Regions from separate parts of the Homo sapiens genome. Here region 2 is linked to region 1. A link is an interaction called in ENCODE POLR2A ChIA-PET data of the cell type or tissue named here. Cell type or tissue: MCF 10A. All regions are shown on one strand. Each heading gives the region's core, and the rest is flanking DNA. Links, peaks and the distances in the headings are about the cores only.

Region 1 (5,384 bases), core at 317-5,316:
CATTGACTAATTGCCAGAGTTTTTATAATAAAGATTCAGTATTACTAATGCAGCAGAGCAGATTGCCCAAGAGCACAGCTTTGGAGTCTAATTAGATGTCTGAATTCACTTTTTAATATTTTGGCCTCCCCAAGAACTAGGAAACAAGAGAGACTAGGCAGCAGTAATAAGAACCACCCAGGCCTCTGGCGTCTCTGTGTGGAATAAGTTGCCAACATTTAACTGTCTGCCTGGGAAGCCTGTTGCTGTAAGGCCACCTGCTCAGGCAAGAATGTGGAAGTCCAAGCTGATAGAGCCCTGACTTCACCTGTTCGGTTTGCTGAAACAAATGTGAGTGATCAAAGGCAAGAATGGCAACAACTCAGGCCTTCCAACTACTGACCAATATGCCAAGCCTTCATTTGGACCTGAGTCCGGACTCAGCCTCTTCCCTGAGCCAGAGATATTCAGTATAAACAAAGAATCACAGGGCTTTGCAGCTGGAAAGGATCATAGAGTTAATCTCATGCAATCCTTTTGTTCTGCAGATTAGGAAACTGAGGTGAAGCCCTCTTGGGTGAAGAGTTCAAGATTATAGTCTAATAAAGACAGAAACAGAACTAATACCTTGCTGGGTCTTTCTATTCAAGTCTAATGATGGTCATTCCATAACATCACACTGCAGCATTCCCTGCTTTGCTAGGGAAAGCTCTCCAAAATCCCAATTAGCATATTTAACAACAACAAAAAATGTATTTCAAATGAATCTTCCTCAGGAAAGAAGAGAATGCTTTTGGTTGTCACTATTATCTCTGGTAGGAATAACCAGCTAGCGATTATGAGCACTTTTCCAATGTGCCAGGTATTGTACTGGGCACTTTATCAGCACTATTTCATTTACCCTTCCTAATAATCTAATTACATAGGTACCATTATCATCCACATTGTGCTGAAAAGAAATTTGAGACACAAAATATTATTTGTCCACATTCGCACAGCTACACAAGTGTAAGCGATGATTCAAACCCAGATCATCCACTTCATGACCCATTACTTAGTCACTCTGCTATACTGACAATAGACCAACAAAAACCATAGCAAAAACTTAACCAAGATGTAAAACGATGGCTTGTGAGCCTTTTCTTTATTCATGATTTGCTTGGTTTCCTGGGACGTTCAACATCTAAAATTTCAGCCCTCTAAACTGGGTCGGAGTCACTGTGCAAAGGAGTTCTGCAATCCTGTCAAGCATCCAGCTCAAGACTCGGGTGAGGTTTAGGAGACTGTAGAGTCTTGAAACCTCTGTCCCAGTGTGCTTCAGGGCTACTTCTGTTTGGGATTCAGGGCACACCAAGGAGCAGGATGAAGTTAGCATCTTCTCCCCTCCCACTCTCCCTCCTATATTCTGCCACTGGGAGCTTTAAGGACAAAGATGTGAGCAATCCTAACTGCTCTCTTACAGTACACAGGAGAGATCAGAAAGAAAAAGGGGGAGAAACACCAACCAGACCTTTGTAAGACTTGATGATGGGATGGGGTCAGAGATATAGAGGAAATGTTGGTGTGTACATTGCTTGGTTTAAAGTGCATTAGTTTACTTTAGTGTCTGATAAAGATATAATTATCAAAATGTCATGTATCTACTGGGGCATCTAGGGAGATCTGTTTCAGTCAATAAGATGCTAGCTCTTGTAGGGGTCCATTTTTAGATCTGCCTTATGTCTCAGAAGAAGTAATTACTTTGTGACCCACATGTATTTAGTAATGCCAGAGCTATCTCCAAAAGCAGAGAAAGTCTGTAAGTACACAATTAGAAAGATGAAAAGGCTCAAACTGCGGAGATCAGCTTCTTTCCAGAAACAAAATTTGTTTGGAGCAGGGAGAAGAGGAAAGAGAGAGAGTGAAGGCAATGGGCTCATGAAGCTGGAGTAGGGGTGGGGACACAATACCCTTAGAAGAGATGTGAGACTCCAGTAGCTAACTTCACTGATAATTCAGTATTGCCTAGGATTTTCCCATGGTACAGGACAGATAGAGGACTTTGGGTTGGCAGAGGTGGGAGTTAATGGGAGGGAAAGTGGATGTACACTGTAAGTAACATGGTGTTATTTTCATTTTGGGCACCAAAAAAATAAAACATTTTCATTCCCTGCTTTCTGCCAGGCTCTTCCCTTGCTCAGTGTCATTTAGCCTTCATGCCAGCCTTGGGAGAGAGGTCCTTTAAGAGCTGCCTTGAATGATTTTTACAGAATGTACCAGCCAAGGGAGCAAGTAAAGGCTAAAAATCCAACTCACACCCGGCTTGCCACATGAAGGGTCCACAGGCCACTGGAGATTCCCTTTTCTAATTCACACAAAGATGCTATTTGGGCTATCAGCAGCAGCTCTGGACATTATCGCCCCATTTTGCAAGACTCAGAGATGGTGAACCACTTGCCCATGGTCAGAGCAGTAAGTAAATTGAAAAATGAGTATTCCAAGCCCAGTCTGTCTAGTCCCAACTTCACTTTTTGTTTCACTCTGCTAGACTAACTTGGTATTTACAGAGTGGGGAAAGGTCAAGGGAATCCCTCAGGACCAATGAAATGAACAATCTCAATGTAAGGGTCTAATGAGGAATCTGTGAGATAGATGGTAGAAAGTTCTGGAACCATAGTAATATATAAAAAGGCAGAAAGGAAGGCAGGCAGTCAACATTCAATTCAACAGTCATTTATTAGACATCAGCCAAGTTCCAGGCAAGGATCTAGGCACTCAACAAAGAAAGAAATAAGGTAACAACCACAGTTCCCATGAAGGTCACTGTTAATACTTAGAGAGAGTAAGGTGAAAAACTGAAAATCAAGCAGAACTAAGGGGAATCAATTAAAGAGACTGGCCATTATTTGTGTTGCAAAGGACAAGAAAACTCTACAGAGCCAGCATGGAACTTGAACTTGACCTTGAGGCTTAAGAAAAGTCCATTGGCAGGAGTTCCTTAAGTAGTAAAACCTGTAGAGGTAAACTTACAGCCAAAGGCCTTGTAACCTCCAGTCACGGTGCTGAGCAGTACAGTCTAAGCCAGGGTGGAAATGACTGTGCCCTGCTTTGGTCTCTGCTGTGCTTCCTAGAGGCAAACACCCATGTCACAGGTCTCCTGCCCACAATCTCTCTGCAAAGGCTGAAGGTGTCACAGAAGAGAAGGAAAAATGGTCCTGAAAGAGTAAAAGAGACTTTTATACTGTGACTTAACATATCTGGATTTTCCAGATACTGCAGCTCACTTTCCTGAAAGTCTTAGTTTTGAAGAAAAAAAACCAAGCCACTCTTTCCCTACAGTGAGTTGGGCAATAGCTGTGGTGGGGCAATAAGGAGCCAGAGCCAGCTTGCAGCTGGGTGACGTCTCAAAAGGTCATTCCTGCAAAGGCAACCCAACTGCACTCCCAAAGCTGAGCATGAGTCTTGAAGAGCATGAATCAACGCCTTCTCTAGGTCCTTCCATGCCCCTGTCCTAGGGAGAAGAGAAAAACGGAAGTGAGTGGAGAGTATATTACTCAATACATTTCCTCATTCTGTCTTTGTGGCATCATATTGAAGAAGGGTTTCTTTACCCTGTTTAAAGGATAATGAACTGAGGCTTGGGCAGCTTCTACAACATGACTAAGGTCACATATGTCTTAAGGAAAAAAGCCAGCAACTTAACCCAACTTTCAAAGCTGAAATTCTTTTTATTTAATCAAGGCAGTTTAGTGAGGTGGTAAAGAGTACAGACTCGGGCATCTGGTTACCAGGGTTTGAAGCTCTCAGATCTGCTACAAACTAGCTGGAGACTCTGGGAAGTTCATTAAACGTCTCTTTGCTTCAGCTTTCTCACACTTACAATGATGGTAATAGTAGTGAGGATGGTGTGTGTTAATAGGCATAATGCTCATAGAATTATATCTGGCACATAGGAATGATTGTTCAACCAAGATGATGTTTCCATGTAGGAGAAGTAAAAAGGCATTCTGAAAGCTGGGAAAGGAAGAAGGGAGTAGGAAAGACTGGAGGGGGAGGGGTATTAGGAAAGAGAGGAGAAGGGAGAAGGAAGCAACATTAGAAAAATCATCATTTTGTATTTTAGCCATGCCTGGGACCTTCAACCTTACTTATACTTCCTTCCCCACTATAAGAAACAGGCCACAGCCACAATCAGCCTTTAAGGCTGATGAAAGCTTGTCAATAGATGAAAGATAGACAGACAGACACATAAATAGATTAGATGAATAGATTGGATACACAGATGGTAAACGTATAGATAGATAGCTTGCCAATAACAAATGCTCTTATCATAAGTGGAAATTACAGAAAAAAAGGACACTAAAATTGAGGATTTGTGACTCCTTTGATCCACTTATCCTCATGGTTCAACAAAGAGGGTAGCTCTGGCTTGTGCCTCACCTTCAAAGTCTGCAGAACTGTTTGTACCTGTCATACAATGGACCTCCTGATCAGAGGGCTGCCAACCCCACACTCACAGCATCAATGGGCCACAGCCCAGAGGAGGAGGATCTCTTACTAACCACCAGGAACAGTGATCATGGTTCCCAAAGGAACATTTAGCTCAGATCCAGCTACTCAAAAAAGTTTGAAAGATATAATGACAATTATGATGTGAAATTGGCCTCCCTGTAGGGAATCTATCACGGTGATAGAGGCTGAGACTTGGGGTCAGACCTCCAGGATTGGTATTCTGGCTCCATTATTATTGAGCCTTGTGACACTGAACAAGTCACTTTGCCTTCCTCAGTGCCATCTGAAAATGAGGGTAATAATTTCTTTCCCACTGTTATATAATAAAGAATATGCCTGGTCTTTTTCCCAGGTTTCTGGAAAAATGTGTTCTATGCCCCTTGAATTTCCCAAGGGACAAGTGTGTCTTTGTTACTTATGGTGGGACCCTGGACCACACCTTAGTTTACACCAGGGAGACAACTTAGGATGGGGGCTGGTCATGCCAGAAAGGCCAACCGTGTGATTACAAGGTTAAGGGTTTGAACCAAATGTTAACAATACAAACTCCTGACCCCTGGAGAGGGGAGGGAACTGGAGCTTGAACTTAATTACGTGGCCAGTGAGTTAACCAATCACACCTACCTGATGAAACCTCAATAAAAACTCGAAACAGTGAGGTTCAGGGGAGCTTCCTGCTTGGGGAATACACATCACCGTACCTAGAGATATGCATCCTGACAACAGGGTAGGGGTTAATGGAAGCTCTACATTTGGAATCTTGCCAGACCTCACCCTGTTAGTCTCTTCACTTAGCAGGTCCTCAATGGTATCCTTTATAATTATAACTGTAATTATAACACTTCCATGAGTTCTGCAAGTCATTCTAGCAAATATCAGACCAGAGAAGATGATGGAAATCTCCAAATTCATAG
Region 2 (5,384 bases), core at 207-5,206, 83 kb after region 1:
GGAGATAAACTTTCCCACACAGAAACCCTTCTCAGCCCTGAGTCTCTGTAAAAATGCACAGCTCTTGCATGTACATAGAGACTTCTCTTCCCCAGGCAGAGGAGTCAACGTGAAAGCCAAAGCCAAAGCACACTAGCCCTTCAGAGATCAAAAACCCTGTGACACTCTCAGAATACCTGTGTCCTGACAGATATTCAGCAAAATATTTTGTGACAGTGTCACCATAACCTCTTTGGAACACAGGGCTGTAGGTCCCATCCTTCCTGCCTTTCTATGTACATCTCATGTGGAATCTTTCTCTCTCTAGTACATTCAACCTCCTTCTAACAACTGGTTTCTTCCAGTTAATTTTTTTTAATAGAGATGAGGTCTTGCTATGTTGCCCAGACTGGTCTCAAACTCCTGGCCTCAAGCGATCCTCCCGCCTCTGCCTCCCAAAGTGCTGGCATTATAGGCATAAGCCACTGTGCCCGGCCCCTCCAGTTGACTTTTAATGCCTAAACTTTTCACTTGAGAAAAATTAGCTTCCCTCAGGCTTCCTTTCGCTGGCTCCTCCCCTTCTCCCTGTACTTTACTTGTTAAGATTCCTCAGGGTCAATCATTAGAACTCAATGATTCTCCCTCTACACTATCCCTGGAAATTTTCACCCATACCCACAGCTTCCATAACCACCAATTCCCACATGACCCATAGTTTTCTGTGTCGAACCCAGATGCCTTCCAGCCCCATGCCCATCAGCCCAGCTGCCTACTTATCATCTCCGTTAGATATCTCAAAAGCATCTCAGATTAATCAGGTCCAAAACCAAATCCTCATTTCCATCTCCCAATCCTCCAGACAAAGAAACAATAAAAAAAGACAAGACTCTTCTCCTAGTGTTTCCTAACTTCCTGAATGATACCAACCAGGTGGATAAGCAGAAACCAGAACCCATCATGGGCATCATCTTTTCCATGCTATTCCCCAAAGCCAATCTAGCACCAAATCATATTAATTTACCTGCTGAATACCTTTCAGATCCTTCAGCTCTTCATATGTTTCCCTTCACAGGCCTTTCACGTGACGTTCCATGGCCTAGAAAGCTCCTCCTTCCCTCTCCTGGCTACCTGGTCAATGATCAGGTCAATGATAACAGGCTACAGAAGCTTTTGATAATAAAGGCAAAGAATCCCGAACACCACTCCAGCACTGATAAATGACTGTGGAGATCTATATCCCTGAAATCATGCTGAAAAGACCCTATTTTCTTTAGGAAAATGTTTCCCAGCTCTTAATCAATTCACTGAAAACCAATTGCCAGAGAGGTACTTCCACAGACTCACTGTTAGGCAAGTTGACTTGCTTCCATGTTTCTCCAAGTGTGATCCTGATCCCTGGGTCATCTATACTAGAAGGTTTATTAGAAACACAAGCTATCCCAGACCCAGAGACCCAGGAACCTGAATCTTAACTACCCCCAGGTGATTCAGATGCAAGCTAAAATTTGAAATCAAGACTGCAGTTCTAGAGAGTAGAATTCCATGCTTTGCAACTGTCTTAAGCCAGCCTTCATTTGTCTCCTAGCAACCCTTGAGCAATGACAAGTACCTGCCAAACACTGTTGTGAAAACCTCTCTCCTGGGAAAACAAAAGTATTTTGCTTTCTAAATTCTATAGGAATAAAGCTGCTTTAGAAAAGGATAATTTGGCCACCAAGGTAGTTGGGAGAGATAGTTTTCTCTTTGGAGCTGAGCTGAGGGTGCTTATAAGACCCTCTGGCCACCGGGCTAGGTCCAGGACTGACCTTGGGAAGTAGGGCCAGCAGGAGGCAGAGCTTTGCAAGGTCTTGGCATCTGGGAGTTAGAGAGAGGCTTCAGCCATGGATAGCCTTGTGACCTTGAGCTGCAGTACCTCCATATGGACCAAGAGGGTTAGGAGATGGACAGGGATCAGGGGAGAACTGCTTTGCTTGAAATATGACAAAAAACCCCTATCCTATGATAAGTCTCTATGTCTCCTGTATTTATTTCACTTTAGGTCATGACATTTTGAGCACAATTGTGTGTGGGATGCATTCATCAATAGAGCTGGAAGCACCAACCACCATAGGAGGTAAAGTATTGTAATAATAATAATAATGAAGATAGATGATTGATAGATAGATAGATAGATAGATAGATAGATAGATAGATAGATACTTTTTATGTGCGGTTACTATATAACTAGAACTCTATGTTCACCTGCTATAATCTCTTCAACATCTATGGAAAGTAGACAAAAGTATTAGCACAACACAGAAGAAAAAACAAAACTAAAGTATGAAATGTATAGTAATTTTCCCAAGGTCATGCAGCTAGAAGAGTGGAGCTGGGATCTGGACCCAGATCTGTGCCTTTCCACTGAGCCATGATAAGTGGTAAGTTAAACCTATGTGGGGTACTGATGAGTCCATTCCATCCTCATGCAAAGCCACCTCCTCCACTGGGATCCCCGAATTTTAGTTTCCCTTCCTACTTCCACTTTACTTTCTGCTTCTGTACATTTAATTATTTTAGATTCCCCATGTAAATGAGTTTTTCTTCCTGTTTGCATCACCCCAAACCCACTATCACTAATCATCTTCCTGTCATTCAAGCACCTATGCTTGCACGCTGAGATGTACCAAAAGGAAGACCACAACTTCAAGTCTTCAAACAGTCCCTGAAAACATATGAGTCATTTGCTGTTGTGCACAATTTATCTTTTTAAGTTTGTGTATTGAGTTAGCTTAAAGTATGTTCCTAGCCTGACTTACGGAGGAATTTCAGATCTGCTGACTAGTAAACAACAGAACAAGGTTGGCCCCCTTAGTGGGCAGCAATGAGATAAAATAGAGTTCCCTGATGAGATGCTCATATCAGGATCTTGCTTGAATAAATCAGCTTTGAAAGACATTTGGAAACCACCGGAAATTTTCAATATAGACTAAGTATCAGCTGATGTTGAGAAATTATTATCAGTTTTGTTAGACTAAAGTGATACTGTAGTTATAGGGGAATATGTTCATTTTTCAAGGCACATGTTAAATATTTCAAGTTAAAATAAAGTTATGTCTGTAATTTACTTCAAATTCTTCAGAAAATAACTAAAAAGAGATTAAGTAAATATGGTAAAATGTTAACAATTGTTAAATCTAGGTGTGTTCATCTTAAGTTGTGTTCATCTTACTATTCTCTTTCTACTTTTCAAACAAATTCAACATGTTCATAATAAGTGAGTTTTTTAGAGAGTTTTGCTACCAAGGCAAGGAAAAGTAATCTAATATTTGTGTGCTTGGTGCTTTACAAACCTTATATTATCTTATTTTGTTGTAACACTAACAAGTAAAAATATTAATCCCATTTTATAAATGAGGATTATAAATCTCAAAGAGACTCATAACATAAAAGATGGAAGTTTAGGCTTTAATCAAATGAATCTCAACCTTTGGCTATCAGGTCATCTCTAGATCTAGGGGGAAATCACTTCTACATAAAGCCTGCCCTTTGCCAGGCTCCACTTATTTAATTCAATTTTGGTGAGACGGGAAGGCATTTTGTCCTTTTTTCCTCCTGAATTGTTATGTCTCTGAGTATGTTTCCCAGAATGTAATAGGAAGATTCCGATTATTTTCTCATTTCAAAGCTAAAGAGGCCTTTACATAATCAAGAAGCTCTGAGACAAATTGTTTTGTATAAACTTTGAAGGACTTTTCTGTTGAATCAGACACCTTTTCAGCCACTAGAAAGGAAAGTGGTACAAAGATATCTAGTCATCACTCCAGACACTGAAATCATGAAGATCAAATATATTCAGGCTTCCATCCTCGGCTATCATTTCTTGTGGTAACTTACAGTGTGCATGCTCTTCAGACAGTGAATGATGTAATGAGCACCATTAAAGTTGGAGTTTTCATTCTACATGATCGACAACAACAGTTCTACAGGCTAGAGACCAACAGGAAAGCCAGCCTCCCAGGCCCACCCCACCCCCCAACCAACCCAAATATTGGTCAGTTCTAATAGTATCAACACTCATGAGATGTTAGGCCAGTTCCTCTGAAAATAAGGCAGGCAGATAAAAATCTAGGAACACTGAAAATGGGAGCCAGCACGTGTTGACTCACATTAAAAAGTATACCATCATTAGCAACACAGGTGGGTAACACTAGGGCTAGAAAATTTGTCTACAAGACATCTTTCTCTGGTGTTGGGCTTTATTTTTAATTAAGTACATCTTTCGTCTGAGTTATCATCAAGGCTGACATTGTAAAAGGGTGAGTAAGCAATTATCTGGGTGGGGTGATATCCAGGGTACTGAAAAGGATTTCAGGAAATACTTTCTTCATCCCCTAACTGATCTCTGAAATTCCTTTAAGGCATGACTCCTTTGGCTTAAGGCTCGGGTCTCTGGAAAAATAAAACATTAAGCAGAAAAAAACTCCTGAAGTGGTTGTCGGACATTCATATTATAGCATGAATAAGTTGCAGATAGTGAGAACAGGTTTTAATGGAAGGGTTACAGCAAGAAGATATTGATACCTAACTGTAATGAGTGAGGGGGAAACGTAGGGGAAGGTAGAAGAACAATTAAGAATCCATCCACTTAACCTTTTCTCGAGTCTGCTCTAAGTCGCACAGTACCCTTCATTCTTGCACCAAGAATAAACATCTTTCCATGTTTAATAAGGACTTGAGGCTTATGCTTTTACCTAAAGACACACAGTAAAAATAATATAGATTTTTAAAGTCTGTTTTCTCCACTAGCCCAGACCCCTTTGGTATAGTAAGTATGATTTTATGATACTGAACTTTGTCTTGGGCTGAATTGTATCCCCCAAAAATTCCTATGTTGAAGTCCTAACCCCCAGTATATGGAGGTAAGGTCTTTAAAGAGGTAACTAAGGTAGGCACTTTGGGAGGCCGAGGCAGGCAAATCACAAGGTCAGGGGTTCGAGACCAACCTGACCAACATGGCAAAACCCCGTCTCTACTAAAAATACAAAAATTAGCCGGGCATGGTGTCACACACCTGTAATCTCAGCTACTCAGGAGGCTGAGGCAAGAGAATCACTTGAACCCAGGAGGAGGAGGTTGCAGTGAGCTGAAATGGTGCCACTGCACAGCAGCCTGGGTGATAGAGTGAGACTCTGTCTCAGAAAGAAAAAAAAAAAGAGGTAACTAAGGTAAATGAAGTTATCAAGGGGGGCCCTCATGACTGATATCCTTACAAGAGCAGATTAAGACACAGATACACATAAAGGGAAGGCCATGTGAAGACATACCCATAGGTGGTGAAGATGGCCACCTATAAGCCAAGGAGAGAGGCCTCCGAGGAAACAACACCTGCCAATACCTTGATTCAGCTCTCAGCCGTCAGAATTATG

What was found. Peaks named below come from ENCODE experiments on the same cell type or tissue, not always from the same donor. Only the 100,000 strongest peaks of a DNase experiment are listed, where the experiment ranks them.
Region 2: POLR2A ChIA-PET joins it to region 1 with 7 read pairs; 2 of 35 experiments call an interaction of 5 or more read pairs at or near these places.

Annotation. Positions count from the first base shown.
Region 1 is chr1:168,502,301-168,507,684 of GRCh38, reverse strand. No RefSeq gene overlaps it. Among named protein-coding and RNA genes, the nearest start is that of XCL2, 39 kb to the left of the region's middle. In MCF 10A, for the core only: no CTCF peak of the experiment used is centred there; DNase peaks (open chromatin) are centred at 1,014 and 3,404.
Region 2 is chr1:168,418,838-168,424,221 of GRCh38, reverse strand. LOC125312414 (a long non-coding RNA gene) reads left to right here. Exons shown (of 8, transcript NR_176090.1): 5 at 2,018-2,092. LOC100505918 (a long non-coding RNA gene) reads left to right here and starts at 1,566. Exons shown (of 5, transcript NR_176059.1): 1 at 1,566-1,632; 2 at 2,018-2,092. In MCF 10A, for the core only: no CTCF peak of the experiment used is centred there; no DNase peak of the experiment used is centred there.